Linked DNA regions of Mus musculus: regions 1 and 3 are each linked to region 2. The links are chromatin loops, found by intact Hi-C in ENCODE. Cell type or tissue: left cerebral cortex. All regions are shown on one strand. Each heading gives the region's core, and the rest is flanking DNA. Links, peaks and the distances in the headings are about the cores only.

Region 1 (10,005 bases), core at 1,072-9,071, 120 kb after region 2:
ACAACTACTCTGAAGAAGAGGAGGAAAGCTTCTCCTCAGAGCAGGAAGGCAGTGACGACCCATTGCATGGGCAGGTAACTTCCTGTGGGTCCTTCCTCACAGTGGATGAGCCAGAGGTCCCTGGGATTTCCCAGTCTCATTCTGTTTCCTGCTCACTCAGGACCTATTCTATGAAGATGAAGATCTTCGGAAAGTAAAGAAGACTCGGAGGAAACTGACCTCAACCTCAGCCATCACTAGGGTGAGCCACCCAGGTCTAGGGCATAGGACAGCTCAGACTCTTGCTCTAAAGTATGTGGAGAGTGAATGGGTACATTAAGACCTTGTGGGGGTTTTGAAAACCCTGTATACTTGGGGTTGCACCCTCAATATTCTGATACATCCCCAGAACCTCTACCCATAAGAACCAGCATGTTAATCTACAGGATGCTATAGGCTATAGATTATGCAGAACAGAAAGAAGGCTATAACCATTTTTCTAGAATTTCAAACAATCCAAATATTTCTTTAAGGAGTACAGTGCCTCAGACCTTTCCTTTCTTGGTGATTGCTTCAGGCGATGCTCTGTCAGTTGCAGAGTAAAGCAGGTCTGTGGGGTATTGTTGTGTTAGAATAGTACGTGAAAACTACAGGAACTCTGGGTTTGATAATGTGCAATTACATTAAATACAATTCTTACCTCGGATCTAGTCCCTGAAATCAACAATGTTTGTATTACATCTCCTAACTAAGATTCCTGAGCCCATGTTAAAGTCAGAGTTGTGGACTCAGAAGCTAAAACCTGAGCTCTTTGGTAACTTGTGGCTGATCCTAGAGCTCAGTTCTCCAGGGTAGGGAGGGTCAGAGGTACCAAGAGCTTCTCGGAGGAAAAAGTCTTTTTTATTCTGGTTTTCTCAAGTGCAGGAACAGTCTGCAGACTGATACCCTGAAAGTGAGGTTTTCTTCTCATTTGGGGTAAAATTAAAGCCAGCCCTGGTGTGTCCAAGCCTGGCCTCTGGCCATGAAACAGCACTCACAACCTTTACAGTCAGGGCTCATGAGGCTGTAAGAGAGCCCACGAGACTGCAAGCCTAATTTCTCCTCTGCAGCAGTGGCTCAGGAACATACCAACGGCTCCATTTTTTTCCCAGGTTTTCAAGCCCTGTAGGGAAGACAAGTCCCAGAGTCCAAACTTTCCTTTTTTAAACTCTGAGAAAGAAAAGAGCTGTAGGACCCTCCCTGTTTTCTTCTAACCTTTATCTTTTCTGCTCTTAAATCATGAGGAGGCCCTGTTTTCTCTCCCAAAAGTACCTCCTAGGCTTCCTAAGTATCCCCTCCTGTGGCCTTTTCAGTAGCATTGTCCCCCACGTGTAGCCAGAGGTTAGTGATAATAGCCATCTCTCAGAGGCTCTTTCCAGGTGCTTTCTTGTTGTATTTCTGGACACTTGATAATGGTCTCCTTCTGCTCCTGTACAGTCTTCTCTCCCCACCACGAGCACTTTGTTCTTTGAGTTTCTTCCTTGTTGAACTTGCTCTTCCCACTGCTCTCATCCTTAAGTGCAAGTAGTGTTGTTCCCATTCCCATATGAGGTTTAGCTCTTCAGGCCAGAAATATGTGTGACTGAAAACTAACCCTGGTGCCTAAAGTAGAATAAGAAACAGGGATCAGGGAGCCTAGGCTGGGCCCAGTGAACTCTAGTGTCTGGAAATGAAGACTCATCTCAACAGATAACTGACACAGCAGTGAGTGGGTATCATAGAGCAGAGCTCTGCATAGGGACAATGAGGACACCATGGAAAAGTGGCCTCTGCTGGCAGTGCTCATTGCAGGCTGAGGGGGCAGAGGTTGACAGACTCCAGGTGTGGCTGGTAATTAGGTGGGTTGGCTGTGCAAGAGGACAAATGTTGTTCTGAGATGTGGGGACAGGGAGGTCCTGGACACTCACCAGCTGGTGCCTGGCTCTGCCAGACAGAGCAAAAGACGGGTTGGAGGTGCACCTCTAGAAAGTCCTGGGGTACGCTGGAGGCTTTGGAGACATGAGATGTCCAGCGAGCTGCCCAGGGCTCTGAGAAGTACACTAGCATTGGCTGTCTTTCTGGAGAGTGTGCAGTGTGAATGCAGCTACTGTCTGTCTTCTCTCTCTGTGTGAGGTAAGCTCCTGACACTCTCAGATTGACGACTAGTACATGTTACTTGAGAACAATTTGTATATTTTTGTCCCCACAGCAACCTAACATCAAACAGAAGTTTGTGGCCCTCCTGAAACGATTCAAAGTTTCTGACGAGGTATGATGCCTTATTTCCAGTTTCACTCCTAGGCCCTATATGGCCACTAGCAATCAGGGTTATGGGATCATGATTCCTATCGCTTGCATGCATAGCAGAGCCCCAGGAGAGATGGCATATGGAGAAGAGCATTACGTTTCTTGAAGAGAAAATGAGGGCTTCACATGAAGAGTGTGGTCTCATGGTATTTAGAAACACTTAGAACAGTCATATGTAACCATAATACTCGAGTCTCTGATAAGGGTAGCAGTGAAAGATTTGGCTATTGTTTAATTTGTCTTCATATCCCAAGGGCAGCTACAGTGAACAACATCCCAAGTGTGATATATCCTCATTGATCACCTCTGGGTAGAAATCCTTAGACCCTGGAGGTCCTGGCTTCATTCACCCAGGTTCCTAAGTAAACTAAAAGTGAGTAAAGATAGAAAATGTTGAGAAAGGGTTTTTGTCTCACTGTGGGCTGCAAAAAGTAGCTTACACCTGAATTTAAAGGACAGAGCAGGAAATGGGCTAGGCTACCAGATTGGGGTTTCTTGTATGAGTCCCTGGGAGGCACGCCAGCACTGTGTCTTCCCCCTGGTGCCGGCCCTGGTTTGGATACTGATCGTAACTGAGGGAGAAAGTAGCCCCAGCATGTCCCTGCTCTCAGAGGCTGACCATATAAGGTCACAAAGGTTACTCGAGTACTCGCACTCCGTTGGTCTAGAGGGACAGTGCTGCATGTCCCTCTAGGGGACACTGAGGGCACCACTGACAGATGACCTGGGAGACAGGACTTGCTCATCTAACCACAAGTGTTAATAGGGAGAACTCCAGACTCATAGATGTTTGTTTTGCTTACAGGTGGGCTTTGGGCTAGAACACGTGTCCCGGGAGCAGATTCGGGAAGTGGAGGAGGACTTGGATGAACTGTACGACAGTCTAGAGATGTACAACCCCAGCGACAGTGGCCCTGAGATGGAGGAAACAGAAAGCATCCTCAGCACCCCAAAGCCCAAGCTCAAGTGAGACCCAGAGCTCCTCCCAGGCCACCTCCCAAGCTCCCCTTCCCTCCATCATTGTGTCCCTTGCCTCCTCTCTCATTCACTCAGAGGACTGTAGCTTTTCATCATCTCCATGGCAAGAGTCCTGATAGGAATCTCTGCAGATCCCTTGACCAACTCCGTAGCATGCTACCCAACCAGTGTCTGCGAAGCCTGAGTTGCTGCTGAGCCTTGAGTGCTGATTCACTCAGCCTTGGGAGCTGCTCTCTGAGCTGCAGTCACCGCTGACAGCCACTGTGCTTCTTTGCTGCAGGCCCTTCTTTGAGGGGATGTCTCAGTCCAGCTCACAGACGGAGATTGGCAGTCTCAACAGCAAGGGCAGCCTCGGGAAAGACACCACCAGTCCTGTGAGCAGAACGATGGTGAAAAGGGTTGGGAGAGGGACCTGCCGTATTTGGGTTCTCACTCTGGGCCCTCTGCTTCTCTTAAATGTCACTCCTTTGGGGGCCTACAAAGTATCTTCAGTCTTCCTCCTCTGAGCCCTGCCTCGGAACCCTCCCTGAGAGCATGGGGCAGAGTGCATGCCATTTGGCCTATCGGGAAGAGAGTCTGCCTTCAGGCTACAAAAAGAATCAGGTATAAAAGGACAAAGTGATCTGTCCAGGAAACAGGGGAGAGCAATACGGTGGAAGAATGTACTGTTTAGTGAGTAGGTTTCATTCTGCCTGCTGAGCAGGAGAGCTGTCTGCTATGGCTCCTAGCAGCTGGTCAGAGACTGAAGCCTGTCGTTGTCAAGCCCTCCTCAGCCTTGCAGAAAGAAGCTGTTCATACCTTTGCCCACAACTAAAGGCAGACAGTCACCATATATAGTTTTAGAACCGAGCTCTGATGTGCTATTTAGAGCCATATTTTTCTGTTAATGAGAGAAACTGATTATCTCCAGTTCTTACTATTCTGGCATCAAATGAGGCATAATAATGTGTTCACAGGGGGAATACACATCTTACTCTGCAGTGGCTATTAACTGTGAGGAGATGAGCTGGCGGTGCCAGGCACTCCATCTGTCCAAAAGCAGTCTGTGGCTGGCCAGGCTCCTGTCCTGTGTGTGTGTGTACCTTCTTCTGGGGCATCTCAGCGACCTTTCTTCCTTCTGCCACCAGATGGAGCTGTCTCCCAGCTTATCTGTTTATTAAAGAACAGCTGGCTGCCAAGCCCACCTAGAACTGTACCACAGTAAGGAAGTGAAAGAAGGAAAACTGTGGCCAATGCTAAAAATTGCCCTTGGAGAAGCGTCAGCCTGCAGCTTGCAGATCCACCTTCCCAGCACCTTTCAAGCAGGTTCATAGTGGTTGAGAGCCAAAGAGGCAGTGTTTAGTGTGCTGCTAATATTGGGGCATGGCTCAGAACAGCTTTTCCTCACAGAGACCTGCCAGATGGCTACAGAAAGTCTCTGTCCTTGTGGATAAATAATTGACCACTAGAGCACTCAGAGCACCATCTCTGGGAAGAACCCCAGAGCCTGCTGAAGGGAAGATGATTGCACCGTGCTCTGTGAGTGATGAGCAGCGTGCTACTGTGACAGAGTATTCGTAAGGTGTTAACCAAGCCAGTGGTCATGAAGCAGTAAGCATAGAGTATGGCATACGTGAGTGTTCAGTAAATGGTCATGACCACTAAATGAGTAAGAGGAGCTGTTTAATATGGGGGGAAAGGTGTTTCTGCATTGGCAGAAGTTGACTATGTAGCCCTTGATTTGGCAAAAACAAACAAGGAAGCCACTTTTAATCCCAGCAGAGGTGGATCTTTGTAAGTTGGGGGCCAGCCTGGTCTACTTACTGAGGCCCTAGCTCAAACAAGGAAACAGAAAGCCTTCAACTGTAAGGGGTGAGTTTTCCAGAGTGAATCTTAACTCCATCTTCCCGCTGACTTGCTTCTTCTCAAGGCTGTTTCCTCATCTGCAACGCCTACATGGAAAACGTGTTCTCTAAAAAGCCATGTGGGAACGCTGTGAGATCCTGTGGGTCAGACTTAGGCAGAGTGTGCTGATTGATAGGCCTACTGAAGTACAGTTCTTTAGCACATCCCATTTTAGAGTTCCAAAACTGACAGACCATGAGTGTCTTCTGCGCAAGTCCTTCAATGCTAGTTCCCTTGGCCAGACCTCAAATCCGCTTTGTTGTCTCCCTGCTGAGATTTCTATTTTGAAGAGCCCATATGTCTGGGTGTGGGTGTAGAACTGTGGAATCCGTTGGGATGGAGGCACTTTGGGATGGTAGAACAAGGCTGTGCTCTTAACTTAAGGTAGATTAGGCAAAGGTGTGAGTGTTGGATCTAGTGGTTGCGCACTTCCTGTCTCACCTTGAGAGCCTCTCACCCCCATGGCTAAGCACTAGTTCTTTGTTTTGTTTCAGGATCGGGTCTGACTATGTAGCTCTGGCTATTCTTCTGGAACTTACAATGTAGACCAGGCTGGCCTAGAACTTAGAGAGATCTACCTGCCCTTGCACCCTGGAGTGCTGGGATTAAAGGCATGTGCCACCATGCCTGGCCTACTTTTTTTTTTTTTTAACTTTTTTTCTTTTTGTGGCACAGGGAATAGAACCCAGGCTTTATCTGAACTAAGGAATCTACCAGTGAGCTATGTCACCAACCTTGCTAATGTATTTTCTTTTTTTAAATTTTACTTTGTGTATGAGTGTTTTGTCTGTACATATGTATACATGTGTGCCTGGTGCCCACAGAAGTCTGAAAAGGGTGTAGGGTCTCCTAGAACTGGAGTTACACATAGCTGTGAGCCAGCATGTGGTGTCAGGAGCTGACCCTGAACAACTTCAAGAACAGCAAGTGCTCTTAACCCTGGAGCCAGTTCTCAAGACTTGTGGGGTTTCTTTTTAATTTCCTCCAAGGGAGTCTCACTGGGGAAACAAACTACTCTTTTTTTTTTTTTTTTTTTTTTTGCAAAGATTTATTTTATTTTATTTTATGTGAGTACACTGTAGCTGTCTTCAGATGCACCAGGAGAGGGCATCAGATCTCACTATGGGTGGTTGTGAGCCACCATGTGGTTGCTGGGATTTGAACTCAGGACCTTCAGAAGAGCAGTCGGTGCTCTTAACCACTGAGCCATCTCTCCAGCCCAGTTGTGGGGTTTCTTAATCTCCCACTTTTAGGCTCCAAATTCTTAGAGGATTCACTTTACTACTACAACAAGAAAGGATTTCTGCTGATACAGATTGTAGCAGTTGTTGAGTTTTCAACTCTTGAGACTCAAACACACAATCACAACATAATTTGGTTCTCTGTGCTTGTAAAGCCTGCCTCAGGACCCCCACCCAAGCCGCAGTCAGCCAAAGCGGAAGTCTGAAGCTGTGACAGTCTCCCTTCTCTGCCAAGCAGAGGCAGCACCAAAAGTGTTAGAGATTAGTACTTCCCCTAACATGCCAAGGTCATTGAGCTACACCGCAGCCCAGCCCAGCCCAGCCCTGCCCTGCCCGGCCCTGCCCTGCCCTGCCCTGCCCTGCCCAGCCCAGCCCAGCCCAGCCCAGCCCAGCCCTGCCCTGCCCTGCCCTGCCCTGCCCTGCCCGGCCCTGCCCTGCCCTGCCCTGCCCTGCCCTGCCCGGCCCTGCCCTGCCCTGCCCTGCCCTGCCCTGCCCTGCCCTGCCCTGCCCAGCCCTGCCCTTTAGGTATATTGGAGCAGGAACAGAAGTTTCAGGAGTCATGAGTTTGTTCCAGTTCTTCTTTGTCACATGCCCTTAATGCAGCTCCTATAGAAGTGGGGAAGTAGATGTCCCCAGAAGCTTCCATAGTGCCATGAAAACAACAGTGTAGCTGTCTCAGGGTTTGACAAGTCATGCCACCTTGAAACCACCCAGTGGAAATTCTTGCTGAACCCCCAGAGTGAGCTTCTACCCTAGGTCCAACCAAGCAGGGCTTTTCTGGATTCTAGACTGTTAATATTGGTTAGTCTGTGTGATGTAAATAGACTAAACACACACTCTGGAGGCAGCCTGTTCTGTGTGGCTGTGAGTTGTTACACAGGTCATGCCATTTCAAGCTCTGATGTTACTGCCTCTAGCTCAGGTACGTCAGATATGTCTTGCAGATGGCTTTAAGCTGTGGTTCTCCACAAGGGATGGTCTGCCTCTCAGAAGACATTTGTCATTGGTTTGAAAAATTTTAGCCCAACAGGAAGGGCTACTACTAGCATCTAGAGAATCAAAGACAAACTGGGGACACGGATGGTGGAGCCCTAAATGTTATTCCAGGTGGAAACACCCTGGCTTTTAGTATAGCATAGGGAGGGTTTTCCTGGTTGGTTAGTTCACCCAGTGGCATCCTGAATTAGCCTACCATTTCCAGTTATGTATATTTTACAAAGAGAAAAAAAAACTTTGAGTAGTTGAGATTAAATGAGATATCCTGAATATCTTCTTCATCCTTTGGTTTCATAGAAGAAAGAAATTCTCTGGGGCCAGTGCCTCCCTGACTCCTGTACCTTTTTGCCCATAACTGGCTGTGATGCTTGTCTGGCCAGATTATTAGCAAATATGAATGATCTTGTTTGTCCATCTGTGTCTGCTTAATAAATTCTTCACATTATGAGAAGTGCTAATAAGACAGTGGAGAATTAATTCACGCCTGACAGATTCATATGGGACTTTTTTTTTCTTAATATATTATTAGAGGAACCGTTTTCCGGATGCATCTACCAAGCAAAGGCATTTAACTACTGTTGATGTCTTTATTCTCAAAGTGAAAGTCTGAAACTGTGAGAGTCTCCCTTAAGCAGAGTCTTCTTGATGCAAAAGTGTTCAGATTTTATAGATGCAACAGAAAACCACCTAATATCAAGCCCCTTCGCCCTAGCAACATAACTGAGAGTCAGAATATCTGGCTCTGAGCCAGGTGTGGTAGCATGCCTTTTGTCCTAGTACTCAGGAGGCAGACAAGTGATCTATTGAGTTTTGAGGCTAGCCTGGTCTACCAGAGCAAGCTCCAGAACAGCCAGGACTACACAGCAAAACTTTGTCTAGAAAAACCAAAAAATAAATGAGTGGGGTTTTTAGTTCTGCACCCTGTGTATCATTTACATATATATTTTTTTAATTTTGTTATGTCTAGGCTAGAAAAGGTATTGAACCCCCTTGAACTGGAGTTACAGGTGTTGTGGACTACCTGACGGGGTGCTAGAAAGCAAACCCAGCAAGTTCTCAGCCAGTGATTATTAAGCTGTCTTGCCAATCCATACTTGATTTCCTGAAACAAACTGGCCTTTCTACCGCTGAGTTTTCACAAAAACCACCTCACATGCACCCCTCAAAAGATGAGAGCCCTAAAGGCTGTGTGAGGTTGAGATAAAGTGAAAGTATTTAAGCTTCTGGGGAGGCCTAATAAATTAGACTGCTAGTCACTTGGATTATGGGTGATGGTGGTGATGGTGATGATGATGGTGGTGATTTTGATGATTTTTCAGATGGAGTTGGCTGCTTTAGAAAAAGTCAAATCTACCTGGATTAAAAACCAAGATGACAGCTTGACTGAAACAGACACTTTAGTAAGTATGGTTTTGTCTCTTGCCTTGATCACTTCAGATTGTCTTTGTACCTTTAAAAACATAGGGAAAGCCAGGTAAAATAGTGCTCACCTGCAACCAAGGGCACAGGCTGGGGGCAGGGAGGTCCTCCCCTAGGTTAGTAAACTAGAAATGTCCCCATTCTGCCCTAAGTAGAACTGACCAAATGCTACTTTGTATTTTTTTTACTGTCACCCTCATTTACTTCTGAAAGATGATGTCCAATGTCTGGCCCTGGAGAGCCACTCCTTTCCCGACTCTGTTGCCTTATCAGTATTCAGGAAGCTAGTGGCATTAAGTCTCTGAGGGACGCTGGTCAGCTTCTCCTCCAGGAGATGCTAGAGCTGGCTAGGAGTGCAAGCCACACCCCATGAAGTAGAACTGAACCAGCTGGGCACCACCTCCTAAGCCTTTAACTGCTCCTGTGCACCTGCTAATGCTGAACACAAAGATGACATCACCTGTGCAAACCTGGACAAGGCTTGATGGAGGTCCTGGGATGAGAGGTTCTCTGAGTTGGCCACACTCATGGAGTACCTGGAAATGTGCCCAATGGCACAGGGAGCTAGACATTAGAGGGGGAACTTTACAAAGTAGATTTTGTCTGGGACAATCACATGGCAAGACCTTTTAGTGGTTGAATTGAATCCAGTAGTATTTAGGCTTATGTTTTCTATAATAACTAACCACTGCATTGCTCATCTTGAAAACAATAAAGCATTAGGTCTATCCAAGACTAAAACCTACTGCACCATTACTTCATCACTCCGTTCTTGAAATAAACTCCTCTTTCCCCATTGCTACACATGAGCAGTACAGTGATCTGTCCAAAGTGAAATTTCAGTTACATCACTTCCTGATTCTGACTCTCCAGTGACTGACCAAATCTCAGCCTGAATCTTAACTCAGTGTCCAAGAGAGAAGGCGGATACCCAAAGTATACATACATACATACATACATACATACACACATACATACATACATACACACATAGCATACATTAGCATACATGCCATAGGATTTTCTTACTCATGTGGAGGTCAGGATACTTAGTAACTGTGGGAGTGGAAAGAGGCAAGCGATAGTTCAGGTGTGTGGAGTGTTCTGTCTTGATCCAGCTAATGGTCTCTGGGCTGTTTACATTAAAGTTTAGTTCAGGCTAGGGATGTAGCTCAGTGGTAGA
Region 2 (10,005 bases), core at 1,371-9,370:
AGGAGACTCTGTTCTCACCCCCAAGCCCTGTGAATTTGGAGGGTTTTCCATTTGATCAGTGGGACTTGGTGCTGTTTTGCATCTTGGCTGAACAGTGGCTGCTGTCGTTGCTCATCCTTCCAGGAACTGCTTGGTGTTGGGAATTCTCACATGCATGTTTCCTCGCTCTTCTCCCCCAATGCTTGAAGAAGGAGCTCTTGAGCTCTCTCTGTGTCCTGCAGACTCTGAAAGCATTGCTCTTCTTAGATTTTGACCCTGATTCTCAATTCACAGAATCCTCTCAGCTCTGTATGGGTATCCTCTGGTCTGTGGCCTGGAAACTCAGTACCATTGTAAGGTTCATTTTTATTTTATTTTATCTTATTTTATTTTTAATTTTTTTGGTAAACTTTAAAGACAAGGGCTCTAAAGCAGTGCTGTCCCAAATTAGGGAATCAGAACCAAAACCAAAGAGTAAAAATAAATGAATAAAATAGACATTCTCAGAGGTAGTGCCTGAAGTTCTAATGTTCTAGCCCTCCCAAAGAAAAAGGGCCTTCAACCACTGATTTCAATTATGCATAGACTAGCACAGTCAAGGTCAAATGGCAAGCTCATTACTACCACTCTAGACCATGTGCTCTCTAACTCTTCCCATCGAAGAGGTAACTTTGTTTTTGATTGTTTTTTGAGACAGGGTTTCTCTGTGTAGCCTTGGCTGTCCTGAAACTCACTCTGTAGACCAGGCTGGCCTCGAACTCATAGATTCTCCTGCCTCTGTCTACATACAAAGTGTTGTGCTTAATGGTGTGAAACACCTCTACTATTTGTTTTTTTGAGATCATCTTCCTATATAGATCTGCCTGTCCTGGAATTCAGTATGTAGCCCAGGCTGGTCTCTTACTCACACTCACAAATATCCGCCTGCCTTAGCCTTTGAAGTGCTGAGTACAGCACCAGACCTGACTTCGATCTTTTAGAAAAGCAATCAACGTTACTGTGTGTGCATACTTGATGTGTGTGTGTGTGTGTGTGTGTGTGTGTGCGCGTGCGCGCGCGCATGCGCATGTGGGCGTGTATGGGGGGGCGTGTGTGTGTGTGTGTGTGTGTGTGTGTGTGTGTGTGCTCGCGTGCGTGTGTGTGCGCCTGTGTGTGGAATTGGTTTTCTCTTTTCTCCTTTATGTGGGTTCCAGGGATGGGACTCAGTCAGGTTTGTACAGCAAGGATTTTTATCAGCTGTGCTATTTTGCTGGCCCTCACCTGTTCTTTTGACAGCTTCTCTGTTGGAAAGCTTTCTATGAAGCTTTAGCCTCTTTGTCCACTAATGCTTCCTTATGAGTCTTGGCTTAAAGGATCCCTTAGCTTAGTCTCTGTACCCCTTACAGATTGTGTCCTGTGGGGCCAGTACTGACCCCACTCCACACCCCTCACCCAGCGTTTCTTATGGGCCTCCTTCAGTGGCAGAACCTTCAGCCGTAGTTATCTTGGGATTCTCTTAGAATTCAAGTGTCACTTATGTTTCTTTTGACTCAGGAGACCCTTTTGCCCCTTATTGGGTTTTATTTTCTTGTCCTTTGCAGAAGTGAGACACCTCAGTTATTCACTGTATTGCCAGAGAAGAGAACAGCCACTGTTGGGGGAGCCATGATGGGATCCACCCACATTTATGACATGTCCACGGTAAGCATTGGAGAACATTGTTTTGTAACTGAGATGGAGCCCGCGTTTCTGAGAGTCTGGAGATAATAAGGTTCTGAATTTTTCAGGTTATGAGCCGGAAGGGCCCAGCCCCTGAATTGCAAGGTGTGGAAGTAGCGCTGGCGCCTGAGGAATTGGAGTTGGACCCCATGGCCATGACGCAGAAGTACGAGGAGCACGTTCGGGAGCAGCAGGCACAAGTAGAGAAGGAAGACTTCAGCGACATGGTGGCTGAGCATGCTGCTAAGCAGAAGGTGGGAGCAACCTGTGGGCCTAGGAGGAGGGCTGTCCTTTCTGGTGGAGGGAGAGGCGGGTGGACTCGGTGCCTGAAGGTCTCCGAGATGCTCCATTGGTGGCAGTCTCTTAAGTTCAGGAAGAGGAAGGAAGTCATTTAGCTCTCAGGGGGAGAGGAGAGTGTGGTTTCAGTGCTTTTTACCTTAATTTTATGTCTGGGTCAGGCTGCCTCCTGTCTGGGGTTGTCTAACCTATTGTAACTTCTCTCTCTCTCTCTCCTACAGCAAAAGAAACGGAAAGCTCAGCCCCAGGACAGCCGTGGGGGCAGCAAGAAATACAAGGAGTTCAAATTTTAGGTCCTGCTCGCATAGCTGGCCTGCCTTTAGGCTCTTTGTATGTCTGGGCTTTCTCTGTGGCTCCCTAAAGCTAGATCTGGACTCCCTAGGCTCGTCACTTCCTGTTCTTATTTTAGACTTGTTTTGTAAATAAAGCTGTTTCCCAAGGAAGGATGAATACAGGCGCTCTTGAACCTCTCTCTCTTTTAGCTTCTGCAAAAGCATCTACTTCTTGCCTGTAATCACAGATGGCCCATAGGACTATGGGACTGTAGTTCTGAACTGAACTTGTGGGTAGTTCACTATCCCTACCCCTCCTGTGTGTGAAGGCTCTGCTGAAGGTACCTTTGGGTCTGGTCTGACCTTACTGCTTTGTCCGTGGGGAATAAAAATAGCCAGCTTAGCACCGTGGCTAGGCTGGGAAGTAACTGTAGGCTAGGGAAGTAGGCCAGGTCAGGCCTTCCTCATTGACCTTGTGGCAGAAAGGCCGATTTCTTACCTATTGGAGAACATCTGTCTCTAAATAAAATCTCAATTGTTCCAGAGTACTGGCTAACTACTTGGATTTACTAGTGTGTGTGTGTGTTGGTGGGTGGGTGGGTTTGAAGGGCTTGTTTTGTCTTCGTCACTGAGTTCTGAGAAGTTTTTTGAAAAACTAGACTAGGTTGGAGCACAGGATTCCATAACATTTGCTCAAGTACTGGGGAGAAGGTGTGGGTGTAGGAGAGTGCAAGAGCTCTAGGTAGGGTGGGGGTGTGTGGGGATGGCAGCTGATCAGGCCTTGAGAGAAATAGAATTCTAGAAATTGAGAAAGCACCGAGGCACTCTGGGACTTTTGTAAAGAAGGCTGTGTCGGGGGCGCTGTACCAAGAAAGGCTGTTGGACCTAGACAACCTTAGCTCAACTGGCTCCTGCCCACAGTCAAGCTGGAACTTAAGCTCCTTAGGTGGTGGCCGGCCCCTGGATCTCTACCTACTGCTTCTTTTGCAGAAGTGGGCGAAATAACCACAGAAGGGGTCGCCACAGCGGGCTATCCGATTTCCATGCAACGCGTGACCAGAACTACGTGTACTGCAGATCCCAGGGGCTGAGCGCGCTCTCGTACAGTCTTCTCCGGTCCGGGACCGCGCCCCGGAAAACCCGGGTTTCCGCTGGCGGGGTAGCAGCCGCCCGAGGAGGGCGGAGGGAGGAGGGGCGCGGAGCCTGCACGCCGAGGCCTGCTAGGGACTCCAGGGCCGCGCCGCGAGAGCGCGCGGGCTGTAGCCCCTTCCCGGGGGCCGCGGGGCCGAGCGCGAGTCTGGCCCCGCCCCTCGGCGCCGGTCTGGGTGGGGCCGCGGCTCCCCGCCCCTTTCGGACACGCCCACCCAGTGTCTGGGCCTCGCGGGCCGCAACAGGCGGCGGCGGGCGAGCGCGAGGACCGCGCGCAGCGAAAGCCCGCGCGTGCGTGCAGATTCGCTGGTGGCTCGCGCTCCGCCGGGCGTTCTGAGGAGACGCGCTGAGCCGCTGCCGCCGCGGGGGGAAGCCTGAGAGTCGCTCGCGTGCCCTCAGTCTGCGTAAGCCCCGCGCCCCTTCCTCCCCTGGCCAGGCCATGGCGGAACGCGGAGGGGCGGGCGGTGGTCCCGGAGGCTCCGGGGGCGGCAGCAGTCAGCGGGGCTCTGGGGTCGCCCAGTCCCCGCAGCAGCAGCCGCAGCAGCAGCCGCCGCAGCCTCAACAGCCGACGCCCCCCAAGCTGGCCCAGGCCACCTCGTCCTCCTCGTCCACCTCGGCTGCGGCCGCCTCCTCCTCGTCCTCCTCCACCTCCACCTCCATGGCCGTCGCGGTGGCCTCGGGCTCTGCGCCTCCGGGCGGTCCAGGACCAGGCCGCACCCCCGCCCCAGTGCAGATGAATTTGTATGCTACCTGGGAGGTGGACCGGAGCTCATCCAGCTGCGTGCCCAGGTGAGCAACGGGCGGCTGGGAAAAGGTGTTGGCCTAGGGGACCGCCAGGCTGGCTCTGTGACAGGCCCCGCCTCCCCATCTCTCCGGGGCGAGTGGAGGGTACGTCCTCCACTCCTAGCTCATCTTGGCTTTGGGGGGTGGGGGCTGTCTTCTCCTGGGCCTTCCAAGACTGTTGTGTGGGCCTGCCCTCTCCAGCAGTCCCACCTTCCGCCTTGGCTCGAACCACCCTCCTGTCCTCCTGGAGCAATGGTGGCCTCGGGGACCCAGCCCAGTGGCCTTCCTTGGCTGGGTCTGACCGAATCTGGCCTTCCTTACGGTCAGTAAGTCACTCTTCTTCCTGCCTCACTGGCGCCCGTGGGCTGTACATATGTTAATGTTACACAGATGTGGTAAAGATGGCTTTGATATAGTTCTTTCCCAACGTACTTAGCATGTGCCAAATTCATTTGTCACCTGTTGCAGGTAAAGCTGGTTAACACTTGGGGGTTCAGTACATACATTCATATGTTCTTCATGCTACACACATTCTCTGGGTACTCTGTGCTCTTAGTTTGGACATCAGTTGAATGTGTTCTTAAATGCAAGTTTTCATTTCCTCCTCCACTAGATACTGGTCACAGAGTCTCCAGGTTCCTATGAGCTCTGTAAAATGACTGCCTTGTTCCTAAATTCAACCCATTTTTCTGTCCATTGGAACTATCTGAAAACTTGCATCAAAAAATTATGCTTGTTTCTCTATGGCAAAGCAGTTGTTGTATATACTTCTTTGGGGACAGTGTGTTGGATTGACCCTATGCTAAGACAGCCTGCAGGGTTGGTTTTGCCCAGTAAGCACAAAGAAATGCCTGGAGGTGTTCATTTTGTGCTTCTAAACCGAGTTGATTCTCAGGTTCTGTTCTTTCTTACCCTGTGAGTCCAGCAGAGCAGGTGGATGTGCCTGTAAGCCAGAGATTGGGTGCCCTGTGGGGTTCCACCCTCAACTCAACTCTGCTGGTGTTTCTTTCTCTCCCTTTATTTTGAACAACATCACACCACAACATTGTACCAATATATAGGGCATGAAAAATGATGACACAAGCACATCTTTCTTATGTCATTTATTGAAAAATATAGAACATTACCCCACCTGTCAAACTCTCCAGGTTCCTTGCTGAATTACATTCTGGCTTCCCCTACACACTTCTGAATTATGCCCCCCCCCCCATTACAGTGTACTACATATAAGTCTGTAAATATATTTTTTAGTTTTGTGTGTTTTTTATTTTTGTTTGTTTGTTTTTGAGACAGGATCTTACTTGCCTTGGCTAGCCTGGAACTCACAGAGATCTGCCTGCCTCCTGCCTTCCCAGTTGCTAGTATTAAAGGTGTGCACCACTACTCTTGGCTTCAACGTTTTTTTGGAGCTTGCAGAAATGTTCTTATATTGTATGTAGCCTGTCACTTTTAACTCAGGCTTATGCAAATCATCAATGTTGTCTAGTAGCTCTAGTTTTTAGTACTTTCTCTAATGTATAGTATTTGGTTATATGAACTAATATATGACTCTGATAAATATTTAGGTTGTTCCCTGTTAACATGGGCAGTTTTGTGTGTGTGTGTGTATGTGTAAGTATGTATGTATATATGTATGTATTTGCTCAGGATTTGTGCTCTTGGGCAGAAGTTTCTTTAGAGTATGTTTGAAGTATATATAAAGTATATGTGTGTGTGTGTTTGAATATATTTATATTTATATGTACATACACACATAAGTATATACGAAGCATATATAAAGGAGTGGAGTTGATACTTGGAGAGTGTGGATTTGAAGCTTCAAGAGATGGTACTAGACTGTTTGCCATTTCTGCCCTCCACGTTTCATCCCTTTGTGCACAGTAGTCCCTGCACTGATTTATAGTGTCCTCTTTGTCCTCCTTTGAGGAAATCAGGAACCACAGTAATTTACTTTGGCCAGAGCCCTAGCATGACACCAAACTCAAATTAGAGCTCACTGTGGAATGGCATGCCTTTTGGTCCTGAGCAGGCCTCTTTTTATTTTTATGTGGGCCTGTCCATTGTTGAAGTATGGTATTCACCTCTTCCTTGCATAAAAGTCCTGTGCTCCACCCTGCATGGGTCTGCTGTTAATAAAACATGTTCTACTTTGGATCGTGGCCTTGTCTAGCTTGTTAGATTGAAAAAGCGTGCATTGATGGGCAGAAGCTGTCATAAAGGGAAACAAATAGAATCACCACTGAGTTTTGATTTGACCGTAAGAACTCTTGGTTACTAAAAAGTCTGCAATAATAAGTTACTAGCTCCAGAAACAGGGTAGGCATTCTATATGTAGATGTGTATGGCTATGTCTTGTTTACTGACCAGTCCTGGCCTGTCTTCTGCCCTTCTATGACTTTGCTTTTAGCCCTTATCCTTGTGCCTCCCAGCACCTTGGGAAACACTTGTGCTTCTTGGAGCATGCTGCTGTGTCTTTAGAAGGAAAACACCTTTTCTGTGGGCAGAAAAGGACATGCTATTGGCCCTTCTAAATAGGAAGTCGTTTGGTTAATTTGTTGTCTCCTTGTACTTGTCCATGTTATTTAAAATATACTACCAGGCCAGGCGTGGTGGCGCACGCCTTTAATCCCAGCACTCGGGAGGCAGGTGGATTTCTGAGTTCCAGGCCAGCCTGGTCTACAAAGTGAGTTTCAGAACAGCCAGGGCTATACAGAGAAACCCTGTCTCGAAAAACAAACAAAACAAAACAAAAACCAAAAACCTACCAACATGAAGCTCTATGTAGAACTGGAACTAACCACCTTCTCTCGTGTAATCCAGTGAGACACAAACCTGTGAGCTAGGCAATGAAGAAATGTGAATCTGAGGACAGATGTGCATGAGAACACTGTGGGGCTGGGCATAACGACATATGCGTAGTCTGAGGCAGAACATTGATGACTCAAGGACAGCCAGAGTTCATAGTTTGAGGCCAGCCAGGGAGAGATAGCAAGACTTACTTGAGATTAGACAAAGAGAAAAATCCAAAAGCAGTCAGCACTGTAAGAGTGGGTGTCACCTAATACGGAAAAGAGGGGGTGCAACGGAGCAATAGGAAGGTCATGCTGCTATCTTTGATACTTTAGAAAATTTTATTTGCTTTTGAAAAAAATCTTTGTGGACATTTAAATAAAGGTGAGCTAAAAGTGAGCATTCTAGATGCTTTTAGGTGCCTGCCTGTTGGTTTTTAATTTCTGCTAAATTCTCAAAATTGATAGTATTATTTTTAAAACTTTCAATAGCATACTTACAGTTGGCTTTAAAATGGCTTAATTGTTCTTTGCATTGATGCTTCTTTTTATCAGCATTAAAACAGAAAACAGCATTAGCATATGTCCATGACTCAAGCAGTGTAGAAAGAGAGACTCTGTAATGGGAAAGGCCCCGATCCCACCCCTGTTCTCACTTCTCAGAAATTAGCACCGTGAAATATGGTTATCTTTAAGACTTTATTATGATAAAATAAAGGGCTGGGGATGTAGCTCACTTGGTAGAGTGCTTACCTAGCACGCACAAGGCCCTCAGTTCAGGGCCAGCACCATGTAAGACTGGGTGTGGCAGGCCATACTGGTAATCCCAGCATTTACATAGGAAAGACAGGAGTTCAAAGTTATCCTTAGTTATAGAGTAAGCCTGAGGTCTCTCTGGGATACAATAGGCCACCAAAACAACAAAAATCAAGCCAAACTGTTACAACATGAATAGTCAGCTCTGCTGTTGCTCCCTTAGGAAACTCATAGCTGTAAGAGTTGGAGTTGTCCCCTCCCTTACTGAATTGTTCTCTGCTGTGGCTCCATATGGCAAGTAGAGGCCTGGAGTGAGGTGGTAAGGGGAGGGGAGAGGGGGAGAGGAAAGGGGAGACTGTTGCTCAGGTTAAACGAAGGGTTTTAGAGTCTCATTACCTATATTCTCCTCAGTCTTTGTAAGGTGAGATTTCCCCTTCATATTTTCTTTTTTGAATCGCTAAAGTTAGGAAAGGCAGAAAATTATTAAATTGTATAAACATACAAAAATTTCTCAGCTGTATAAAATTGATTAGGAGTTGATATATGCCCTACTGTATAACATACAAATTGTATCAAATTGGGACTTGGTTTCAAAGCACACTTGAATGTCCTTATCTTTTCATGTAGGGAAGGAGTGCACAATTTCTTCCTAAATTATATTAAGCATACAGAAAAGAGTTACTAAAGTTAACCCTTATCAGACAAAAGTGTTATAGCCAAAGGAGGTGGCCAAGCTGCACTGGCAGGCTAGCTTGCAGGAGAAATGTTATCTGCATGAAAGCACTTGGGAAGGAAGGGATGCTACTCTTACCACAAAAGCACATGCAAGCTGGAACCTCAGTATGATTACTGGATGCTAGGACAGACCCTTTATGCCTTAGACTTTCCAGCAATTGGTTACAAATACTTTTACTTACCATCCATTCTAAGATGTACATTAAATAAATACAAAAAAGGCCTATAAAGCCACAGGGGCAAGTACTTCTTAAATGATAGATGTAAGTAAATGCAAGTGATCAAATAAGAGAGAGCTTGTGAAATGTCTGTTATCGCTCTAGCATTGGAAGTACTAAAAGCATTGTTTGTGCCCTAGGAGATTTGAATTTCACATTGTGAGTGTTGTAATAGGATATCCTTCCTATCAGGGTAATATCATTCCTGTAGAAAGCTCAGATTCCTTAAGTCAGAAAGAGAATGACTTTCACTGAGTCCGTTTCACATGTATTGATTTACAGATAGTTGGAACACCGTAGTTATGTGATTTCTTTTCACTTCTTTTCTTTTCTTTCCTCTTCTCTTCTAAGACAGAGTTTCTCTTTGTAACTCTGGCTATCTTGGAACTTGATCTCTAGACCAGGCTGGTTTCAAACTCAAAGATCTGCCTGCTTCTGCCTACCTAATGCTGGGAATGAGGCATGTGCCACCACCTTCCAGCTACATGGTTTCTTTCAAAACTAGTTTTCTAGTTTCTTGGCCAAACCACTGAGTACTCTTGCTTTCTGCTCTTGTAGGAGGAAATGCAAGTCAGAGACTGTTTGTGCTATCTTGTGTCTTGACTCCTTCGCCTGGGGAGACTAACTGGTCCTGCTTTGGCCTGGACTTGAAACTGTTAAAGTAGACCTTTCGTGGCCTAACTTGCCTCTGACATCATTCTGGAAGTGCTTGGGCAATCTAGGGAAACTGGGAATGACTTGCCAGCATAGAGTTTGCAGCGCTCATGAGAAAAGCCAGAGTTGAAGCTGGCTTGAGAACTTCTTACAGAGAGGGCCTTGAACAAGGTGGTTCCAGGTTGATAAGCCCTCACAGGATCGCTCCTTTAGGCTTAGACCCAGGAGTCACTAGCACTGCAGGAAGGTTTTAGAGAACCCAGATGTATATGTGTTGATAAGTACTCTAGAGTGGTTCCTTTACATAGAAACTTAGAGACAATTGCTTAGAAAGCTGACTAGAAAATTAAGAGTGCCAGGCAGTGGTGGCGCACGCCTTTAATCCCAGCACTCTGGAGGCAGAGGCAGGCGGATTTCTGAGTTCGAGGCCAGCCTGGTCTACAGAGTGCGTTCTGGGACAGTCAGGACTACACAGAGAAACCCTGTCTCGAAAAAAAACCAACCCCCCCCCCCAAAAAAAAAGAAAGAAAATTAGAAAGGACTGTAGTCTCAGTCAAGGGCCCCACCGAGGCAGCCCTTTATGTGTCCTTTTGTCCTTGGGAAGTGCAAATAACTAATGATATACATTGCTGCTTAACTTGAGAACCTCCAGAAAAAACATTCTTTTCAATTTAA
Region 3 (10,005 bases), core at 911-8,910, 71 kb after region 2:
GATCTCTGTGAGGTCAAAACTAGAGTGGTCTACAGACTTTCCACACACACACACACACACAAACACACACACACACACTGGGCAGGTGGATCTCTGTGAGGTCAAAACTAGAGTGGTCTACAGACTTTCCACACACACACACACACACACACACACACACACACACACACACACACACACTGGGCAGGTGGATCTCTGTGAGGTCAAAACTAGAGTGGACTACAGACTTTCCACACACACACACACACACACACACACACACACACACACACACTGGGCAGGTGGATCTCTGTGAGGTCAAAACTAGAGTGGTCTACAGACTTTCCACACACACACACACACACACACACACACACACACACACACACACACACACACACACACACAGGGCAGGTGGATCTCTGTGAGGTCAAAACTAGAGTGGTCAAAACTAGAGTGGTCTACAGACTTTCCACACACACACACACACACACACACACACACACACACACACACACACACAGGGCAGGTGGATCTCTGTGAGGTCAAAACTAGAGTGGTCTACAGACTTTCAGGACAGCCAAGGCTACACAAAGAAACATTGTCTCAAAAAACTAAAACAAAAAAACAAAACAAAAAAGAATTCATCTACTAGTTTTTGTTGTTTTGGTTTGCTCTGCTGTTTTGAAACCGTGTAGACTTCGTAGGTAGACACTGACGTATCAGGGGTCTTTCCAGCCTCGGCCTCTTGAATGCCAGGATTAAAGGTGTGGAGCACAATGGCCAGCTTCACCTGCTAATTTATCATGATAATAAGCACTGAACATGGTTGGCTCCATTTTAATAAATTATAACTAAGAATGTGCTTGAACTAAAAACAACTAATTTGACTTGTAATTGTGATTTGTTTTCAGTTATGACGAATCAGCCAGTCTATTGAATATGTTCTTTATACCAGCCATTATTATTGTGGGCTTATTAGTGTGAATATGATGTGTCCTGCCCATGAGAATAGAACTCTCGGGATGGAAAACAGCAGTACATGTATACTTTCAGCAGTGTGGCTGCAGCCGTGGAAAACGTGTGGGTGCAGGGCTCAGTGCTATGCTATAGTACTGTCTACCCACTCAAGGCTTGCTTTCTTGCCTCTTGAATTACACCAATCACTGGACACAGTGTCAGGTAGTTTGGAAGAAGGAGTTGGAATTAAAACACCCTTTGTGCCTGAAAGTTTGTTATTTTTTCCTCTTAGATTTCAAGTCTGTGTTTGGTTTTTTTTATACTGTTCAGACCATAAAACACTAATGGATATCAAAATATCCCCCTTGTATTATTTTCCATTGCTATTATTTTTCCATTCTTTTCCTACTTTCACTCCCTACAACACACATATACCAGGTTCTTCCTTAATGTGTTTAAGGATATATATATATATCCTTATTCTGATAAATTTTTATTTAAAGCTGTGTTACTCTTAAAGTATATTTAAAGTATTTCTTTTAGCTACTATGTTATAAATCAACTGATTTTTGTTTTGTTTTTTAATTCTCCCAATAAGGATACCTAGTTTGTTCTCTACCTTGCTGCACTACAAACAATAACGACAATAAATGACCTCATGTCTCCTCAGATGCTTATATGGGTAAATGGCAGCAAGCGTCCCTACCGGGTCACAGAGTGCAAGGCATAGTGTCTGATTTTGTGTCTGCCTGCCATTTGTGTTAACATGTTTTAGCTACAGTTTCTTTTATTAGTAGTGAGATTTCTTTCTTTTTTCTTTTCTTTTCCTCTGTATGCAGCTCTGGTTGTCCTAGAATTCTTGGGTAGACAGGCTATCCTGAGCTCACAGAAATCTACCTGCCTCAGCCTCATGAGTGCTAGGATTCAAGGCACGTATCTCTAATCCCAGCTAGTAGTGGGGCTTTCTGACTATGATAGTAAATTTATGAATTTTTCTTTTATTAATTACCCAGTCATATTCTTTTCTTTTTTTCCTAATAGAATTCCTGATAGCTATTATAGATGTCTTCTTTATAATAGTGTTCCCTATTTAGATTTTTTTTTTTTTGAGCCAGGGTCCTCACTGTGTAGTCCTGACTGACCTGGAGTTTGCTCGGTAGACTAGGTTGGCCTCAGGTTCACAGAAGTCCATCTATCTCTGCCTCCTGGGTGCTGGGATTAATTAGTAAACATATGCCATCACACCTGGCCTAGGAATCCTTCGTTTTGATACTGGTTATTCTACTTATAAAGAATAGTGCTTTCTTATTTATTTAATGACTGCCCACACCCTTGGGGCATTTCGTTTCAAGCTATTTGTATGGCTGGTTCTTTCTTTTGTAGATCTTAACAATAGTTTAGCACTTGAATCTCATCACTTCTCACCAGCTGTGAGAGTAGGGCACCAGGTCTATCTCAGTCACCACTGTGTTAGGATCTGTGACAGATACTGACAAACATCAGGTGGCAATTAGTGACTATATTCCCAGTGAATGATATCAGCCCTGCAGCAAACACAGCCCCAGAGAGCCCACATGCTGCCAGAAGGATGAATTACACTGTTCTTCCATGAGAAGAAGGTAGCTGTTACAGCAGAGCCCTTAGGCTTGACTCTGGTTTTTCCACTTTTTTGTTTTTGTTTGCTTGTTTGTTTTGTTTTGTTTTTGAGACAGGGTTTCTCTGTATAGCCCTGGATGTCCTGGAACTCACTTTGTAGACCAGGCTAGCCTCGAACTCATAAATCCGCCTGCCTCTGCCTCCCAAGTGCTGGGATTAAAGGCTTGCGCCACCACGCCCAGCTCTTTCCACTTATTTTTGAAGGCTTGAGACCATCATTTCTTTTTGTTTGGTGGTCTGAATAAGAATGGTCCCCATAGGCTCATAGATTTGAATGCTTGGTCACCAGGGAGTGGCATTATTAGAGAGTGTGACCTTGTTGTAGGAAGTGTGTCACTGGGGTGGACTTTGAGGTTTTCAGTGCTCAAGCCAGGCCCAGTCTCTTTCTCCCTCTCTCTTCTTGCTGCCTAGCTACCTGGATATAGAACTCTCAGCTACCTCTCCAGCACCGTACCCGCCTGTCTGCCACTGTGCTTTCCATCATGATGATAATGGACTAAACCCCTGAACTGTGAGCCACCTCCAATTAAATGTTTTTCTTTATAAGATTTGCCATGGTCATGTTGACTTATCCCAGCAGTAAAATCCTAAGACACTTTCCTAGGAGTGGCTGTCCCAGATATAACATCTATCATTGTTGGGGTCCATGAATTGCCTCACAAACCACACGAACACCAATCTTAGTCAGATAGGATAGTCTATTCAACATATGCCCCAGGATGGATTGACCAGGGCCACGATCCAGACTTAGGAACTGAACTGTGGCATTAAGTTAAGATTCTACAGGGTTTTTAAGTCTAAAATCCACAAACACCTTGCCAAATTATTCACCAGTCAGAATTTAGGGATGGGGGTTTCCTTAGGAGCATGACTTGGTTGTACATTTATTCTGCTCCCTTTAGTTGGGGTATTCAACTGTGGCAGGGGACTTACCTTCTCTAATATTCATGTCTTAATTTGTTTAGCAGGATGGGACTTGTCCAACACTCACGTCTTAGCTTGCTGACCAGGATGTCAGTTACTCACATACATGTCTTTTCTTGCCAAGTAGGATGTCAGTTCCCAGAGACTTAAACTTTCTTGGCCACTACGCAAAACAGAAGTCTTATTCTACATAGTTTCTTACATTGGTGCAGGTATCTCTTTTATATTGGGGTCTATCCCAGAGGCAGCTTATGAAAGAAAGCAAAGGCCATAAAAGCTTATGTACAGATGCAGGAAGTGCGTTGGATGGTTGGTTCAGGTCCAAGCTTATTGTGGGTAACTATACAAAACAGTTCTACTGACATCTATCATGGTTGGTTTCCAAGGGCACAGAACATTACCGAATATGTAGTCAGTCTTGACATTAGAACGTTTTCTAGTTACAGCAGAAATGTATGAGAAAGTTTCATTATAATGGCATGCTAGCCAGGTAACAGTTACCCTGGCCTTAGCATTCCATGTAGGCCTTACTAGTGTTTTTTGTACGTTCTGGAAACTTATTGCCTGCTCAGGGCTGCCTTTTTTTCTTTTCCTTTTCCTTTTCCTTTTCCTTTTCCTTTTCCTTTTCCTTTTCCTTTTCCTTTTCCTTTTCCTTTTCCTTTTTCTTTCTTTTTTTTTTTTTTTTTTTTGAGACGGGATTTCTCTGTAGCCCTGGATGTCCTGGAACTTGCTCTGTAGACTAGACTGGCCTCAAACTCAAGAGATTGTCCTGCCTCTTTCTCCTAAATGCTGGGATTAAAGGTTTCAGGGCTGACAAACGCCAGGTATCTCAAATTAAAATCAGTACTGTTTTTGTTTGTTAGTTTATTTGTTTGTTTTTGAAACATAATTTCCTATGTAACAGCCATGGCTGTCCGGGAACTGACTTTGTAGACCAGATCCTACAGGGATTTATTTATTTATTTATTTATTTATTTATTTATTTATTTATTATACATAAGTACACTGTAGCTGACTTCAGACGTACCAGAAGAGGGTGTCAGATCTCATTACAGGTGGTTGTGAGCCACCATGTGGTTTCTGGGATTTAAACTCAGAACCTTCAGAAGAGCAGTCAGTGCTCTTACCCACTGAGCCATCTCGCCAGCCCCCCCTACAGGGTTTTGAACTCATAGACATCCACCTGCCTCTGCCTGCTGAGTGCTGGAATTAAAGGCATGTGCCACCAATCTCATCGATCGATATTTTAAAAAACATTTTTAGGTTAATTTATTTTGTTTTGTGTGTATGGGTACTTTGCCTGCTTGTCTGTCTGTCTTAGTTACTCTGACAAAGCACCATGACTAAGACAATTTATACAAGAGTCTACTGGAGGCATATGATTTCAGAGGTTAAATCCATGACCATCATGGAGCATGGCAGCAGGCAGACAGGAATAGCTTGGGGAACAGTAGCAGAGAGCTTATATCCTTATCTGTAAGTAGGAAGCAGAAAGAGAGGTAAGAGAAGGCTAACTAGGAATAGCGTGTGCTTTGGAAACCTCAAAGCCAAGGGACACACCTCCTTCCAATAAGGCCATACCTTCTCATATTTTTCAAATAGTTCCACCAACTTGACTCCAAATAATCAATTTATAGGGTCATTCTTATTCAAACCACCACAATGTCTGTGTACCACATACATACCTAATGCCCTCAGAGGTCGGAAGACGGCATCTGATCCCCTGGAGCTGGAGTTACAAGGGTTGTGAACCACCATGTGAGTGTTGGGAATCTATCCTGAGCCTAACTGCCAAAACCATCTCCCAGCTCTGTAACATCTGTATTTCCAAAATGGCTCTGCTTATATAAATTCGGCTTATATAAAGTTTGATTCTGTTATATAAATTTAAAGCCAATAATAATAAAGTTGTACAAATCATAACAATTCTAATTCTATTTAGGGATCAGGTGAACACAGCAACTTTATCGTTACTTAGTGTCAGTGGAGTCTTAACATGAATAAACCAGTTTTTGTCCTTTGTAGGAAAGTTTCTGCAGTCATTTCTCTGTACTTGCCTGGGCCTTTTCCCATCCTCTCCTTGACTTGACTAGTGGCTGCTGAAGGCACTGCTGTTTAATGGATGACACTTGACTTGAGTCTCGCTAACAGACCATGTAGAGAGATTTTTGCCAGCAGGTCTTTACTAAGGGCCATAGAGAGTGGATTCTGTCGGAAGAGCTATGCTTTCATGTTTAACTCTGTACTCAAGAGAGCTTCAGCAGAGCTTCTTGTTATGTGGAACTTTTAAAATTCTCTTCTTTCTCATTCCAAATCTATTTATTAAAAGGCAGGATGATTGGGGAGCTCGCTCAGTGGTTAAATTTTCTGCTGTTCTTACAGAGGACTCAGCTTTGATTTTACATGATGGCTCATAGTCATCTGTAACTCCAGTTCCAGGGGACCTGATGGTCTCTTCTGGCCTCTGTGGGCACCAGGGACACACGTGGTGCACAGATATCTATTCAGACAAAACTCCCATGTACATAAGATGAAAATAAATACATCGCAAGACAACAAGCCTCAGCCTCTGAGGGAGTTGGGTGCTTGTCCTGCTTAAATGTGTTATTCAGCAAGACATATGATGACCTTATTTTTCAATTGCCTGTTTTATACTCCATTTTTTATTCTAATTTCTCAGGGTTATAAACAGCCAGTAACCATAATCATGTTTACTCCTGAGGTGCTTATCAAATTTTCCTAATTCTGAGTTTTTCTCTGCCCTAGCCTGAAGTCCCTGAGGGTGGGGTGGAGGACCACAGTTATTCTGTGTGCTACTGCCCAGGGCCATTCTGACCACCTGTTGAGTTTCAGTGGTAGGACTTCCAAAAATGAAATTTCTTCGAGCTTCCCTGTGCTTTCTTTCCTCTGAATACCAAATAATGCAGTTTGTCATTGTTGTTTCTGAGTTGGATAAGTAAATGAAAGGGCAGATGGAAGGTGACTAGCTGTGCATGTTTGTTTGTGATATGTTTTTGTTTTACTACTGAGGCTGTAGAAGCATTTCTAATGGTTTGTAGTAGTTTAGCATCACACTTCCAAGGTGGAATTATCATTCTTAAAAATATGAAGGTTCTCTCGGGCACACCACATCTCCGAAGCCATGGGTATCTGGGTTCATGGTGCCTCCAGTGGCCTTGCTGTGGTGTCTGAATCCTTCTGTTGCCACCTCTCTGGAGCTTGCTTCTCTCCCTACCCTTACTTCCTCCCAGTGTCTCTTGCACGGTTCCTATTTATACTGGAGTATCCTTCTTATCTCCTATTTTGGCTTCTCATTTCCTCTTACCCTTTTCTTTGAAATGCTTCCCTTCCACCTCCCCCCCCCCCCCCAGAGGAGCAGTGCAGTGCTGCAGATCCAGTCAGGGTCTCTCACAGGCTGGGCCAGCACATTGCCATGAACTTAAGTCCTGGCCTTTGAAGATTTTGAAAAAGGTCTGAGAATGTAGCACAGACTAGCCTTGAATTCAAGATCCTCCTACCATTGCCTCAAAAATACTAGGATTACATGCGTGTATCTCGCTTCCTCACCACCTCCTCCCTTTTGGTTTCATTATACCTCTTCCTGGTGATGGCTGACCAGTATGTAGAGTTTATTCATGTCCAGGAAAAAGAGAATGCCAGATTTTGAGGGAATTTAGATGGCACAGTAAGATTCAGTATTGACAACCTAGAACTTTTGGATATGTGAAAATCATTGCAGCTGTTGACCTTCAGTGCTCCCCAGCTGTCATATTTAGGGTTTCTATTGCTGTGATGAAGCACCTTGGGGGACTGACTTCTACCCCATAAATCAATAATTATGAAAATACCCTACAGGCTTGCCTGCAGCCCCATGTCCCTCTCCTTTCCCTAGGTAGGGTTTCTCTGTGTCGCTCTGGCTGTCCTGGAACTTACTCTATAGACCAGACTGGCCTCAAGATCTTAGAGATCTGCCTGCCTTTGCCTCCCAAAGGCTGCAACTAAAGGTGCGCACTAGCACCTGCTGGCACCCACAGCCTGATCTTATGGAGGCATTTTCTTAATTGAGGTTCCCTCCTCTCAGATGACGTTAGCTTGGGTCACCTTGACATAAAACCATCCAGCACAGCACCTAAATCTGCTTTATCTTAAACTTTGGAGTCCAACCTAAGTAAAACAACTCTTCAGTGGGGACTACCCATTCTTCTTCTGTGTGTTCAAATTTCACCCAACTGACTTGAAAACTAATATTGTAGAGTACATCAATTTGTAAATTTAACTTATACTGTTTGTCTGTGCTTTTAACTAATAATGAAATTTAGTTAATAATGAAAGTGTCATCGATATATAATCCTTTCCCATGAGTTACAGGGTTTTACACCTGAGACCCAGTACTTAATTAACCCTCCAACCGTAATTCGCTGTCTTGCAAACAGTGAATGGAATGTTTTGTAACCAGAGGGTTTGGGGTGAATGAATGAAACAATGCCGAACACTACTGAGTACAGTAGCCATGACTCACTACATCAGTCTCCTCTTCCTTTTCTCTCCAAAGAACACTGTAGAGAGAAGAAAGTCAGAACGGTACCTTAGAGGAAAGGAAGAGGACTTTGATCTTGAATAAAAAGATGATAGTGATAATTAATTATCAGGTGGTCTGATAATGGATGGTGACACATTGTAATTCCAGCTCTTGGGAGGCTGGCTTGGAAGAGTGTTTTCCAGGTCAGCCTGGGTAACAAAGCATGGCCATGTCTAAGAAGGAAAAGTTAAGATAAGTTCCTTGATTTCTGACCTTTCTAGACGTGTGATTGCATATCATGATTTGATTTTATTCTTAAAACTTTTTCAAAATTGATGCAGTCTTTGGTATAGAATTGCATTATTTTAGTGTTTGAAGTTACTTACCCATTTAATGTAACTTTGCCTTTCAGAACTACCCTAGGAGAAGTTGACTTTCTAGCCGTAGCAAAAATACTTCAACTAAATAAGAATCCAATAATTTTTAATCTTTTTTCCCTTAGATTTATTTGTTTTATGCGTATGAGCATTTTGACTGTGTGTGTGTATTTACACCATATGTGTGCCTTGGTGCTTGTGGAGATCAGGAGAGAGCATCAGATACCCTGGAACTGGAGTTAGGGATAGGTGTGAACTCTTAACCATCATCAGTCCTTATTCAACCCATTTGTAGCAGCAAAAGGCTTCATTGTTCGGTCTCACAGGATGCTGCTTAGCCATCAGAAGACTATTTCAGCCTTCTTGGTGTCTTCTTGGGTCCAGGAGTCACTTCACAAACTACATGAACAGCAGTCTCAGTCAGTCAGGGAGCATTTATTGAGCATTTGCCCCAGGACTAATGATCAGGGCCTCAAGCCGGACTTTGTTGTTTTGTTTTGAGACAAGGTTTCTCTATATAATAGCTGTCTGCCCTGGAACTCACTTTGTAGACCAGGCTGGCCTTGAACTCTTGAAAATCTCCCTGCCTCTTCCTCCCGAGTGCTGGAATTAAAAGCATGTGCTACCATGCCCAGACCGTAATCCCTGGATTTTAATTGTCTTTATTAATTTTTTTTAACTTACAAAAACCTTTCCCTATCTTTCCCTATTTTAAGACTGCTTAAAATTATTTTATTCATCTTTTCTTCTAGTACTTGGATGGATCAGTTTTCTAATATGTGTGTGTGTGTGTGTGTGTGTGTGTGTGTGTGTGTGTGTGTGTGTGTGTGTAGATAGATAGATAGATAGATAGATAGATAGATAGATAGATAGATAGATAGATAGATAGATATTAAGCCTCTGGTCATCTGAAACTTAATTTGATATGTCAAGTAGGGATTCAAATGTATTTATTTTTCCAGCCAGCTAACTAATTATCCAACATGGTTTACTCTTTCTCCTTAATTGGAGGCTGTGTTTTATATTAATGACATACGTGGTGCTGTTCCACAGACCTGCTTCCTTAGCTTTGCCTGCTTTCCTGACAAACCATCACACATCTTTGGCCTTCACTATTGGTCAATTTAACCTTAATGTGTACCTTTTTAGCTAAATATTCATCCTGCCATCTAGACAGCAAGGTGACCTGACTGACTGGCTTCTTGTGGTTAGAGTTGCCTCTTTGGTGCCACCTACAGGTTAATGTCCTTATCTAGACCATTGACATAATGACAAAACATTGGCTGACGTGATGGCCAGGCCGCTCAGGCAATTCTTTGTGAAAGTACTTCTTATGCTTCTTAGCAAATTGACCTTATTTTATTTTTATGCATGTGTATTTGTGTGTCACACGTGTGTGAGTGCCCACAGATGTCTGGAGAGTGCTAGATATCCTGAACTGGAGTCACATGTGGCTCTGCACCTTCTCACGTGGGTGCTGGTAACCTAGCCGCCTCTACAAGAGCAAAGTGCTTTCACTGCTACCGTCGCTCCAGCCCCATTGTAAAACAAGTTCTTTACAACCTGAAAATACTAGGTTAGACCTTCACC

Evidence for each region. A loop is a pair of places that touch in the nucleus more often than their neighbours do. Peaks named below come from ENCODE experiments on the same cell type or tissue, not always from the same donor. Only the 100,000 strongest peaks of a DNase experiment are listed, where the experiment ranks them.
Region 1: a loop joins it to region 2, with 2.3 times the contacts of the local background. A loop is called at or near these places in 4 of 42 quality-filtered maps.
Region 3: it touches region 2 in a loop (2.1-fold over the local background); 23 of 42 quality-filtered maps call a loop at or near these places.

The regions. Positions count from the first base shown.
Region 1 is chr19:5,145,925-5,155,929 of GRCm38, reverse strand. Pacs1 (phosphofurin acidic cluster sorting protein 1) reads left to right here. Exons shown (of 24, transcript NM_153129.3): 6 at 1-74; 7 at 161-241; 8 at 2,207-2,266; 9 at 3,110-3,270; 10 at 3,563-3,656; 11 at 8,723-8,803. Among named protein-coding and RNA genes, the nearest start is that of Gm30840, 26 kb to the right of the region's middle. In left cerebral cortex, for the core only: CTCF peaks have their summits at 4,403 (motif pointing right) and 6,271 (motif pointing right); DNase peaks (open chromatin) are centred at 4,035, 4,412, 4,771, 5,366 and 1 more place; H3K27ac peaks cover 2,740 bases.
Region 2 is chr19:5,266,718-5,276,722 of GRCm38, reverse strand. Pacs1 (phosphofurin acidic cluster sorting protein 1) reads left to right here and starts at 3,604. Exons shown (of 24, transcript NM_153129.3): 1 at 3,604-4,184. The coding sequence starts at 3,835. Sf3b2 (splicing factor 3b, subunit 2) reads left to right here. Exons shown (of 21, transcript NM_030109.2): 19 at 1,560-1,659; 20 at 1,746-1,931; 21 at 2,196-2,802. The coding sequence ends at 2,267. In left cerebral cortex, for the core only: no CTCF peak of the experiment used is centred there; DNase peaks (open chromatin) are centred at 3,087, 3,509, 4,163 and 4,486; H3K4me3 peaks cover 2,155 bases; H3K27ac peaks cover 3,054 bases.
Region 3 is chr19:5,195,488-5,205,492 of GRCm38, reverse strand. The region is part of intron 1 of Pacs1 (phosphofurin acidic cluster sorting protein 1); the gene reads left to right. Among named protein-coding and RNA genes, the nearest start is that of Pacs1, 73 kb to the left of the region's middle. In left cerebral cortex, for the core only: a CTCF peak has its summit at 5,588; a DNase peak (open chromatin) is centred at 1,061.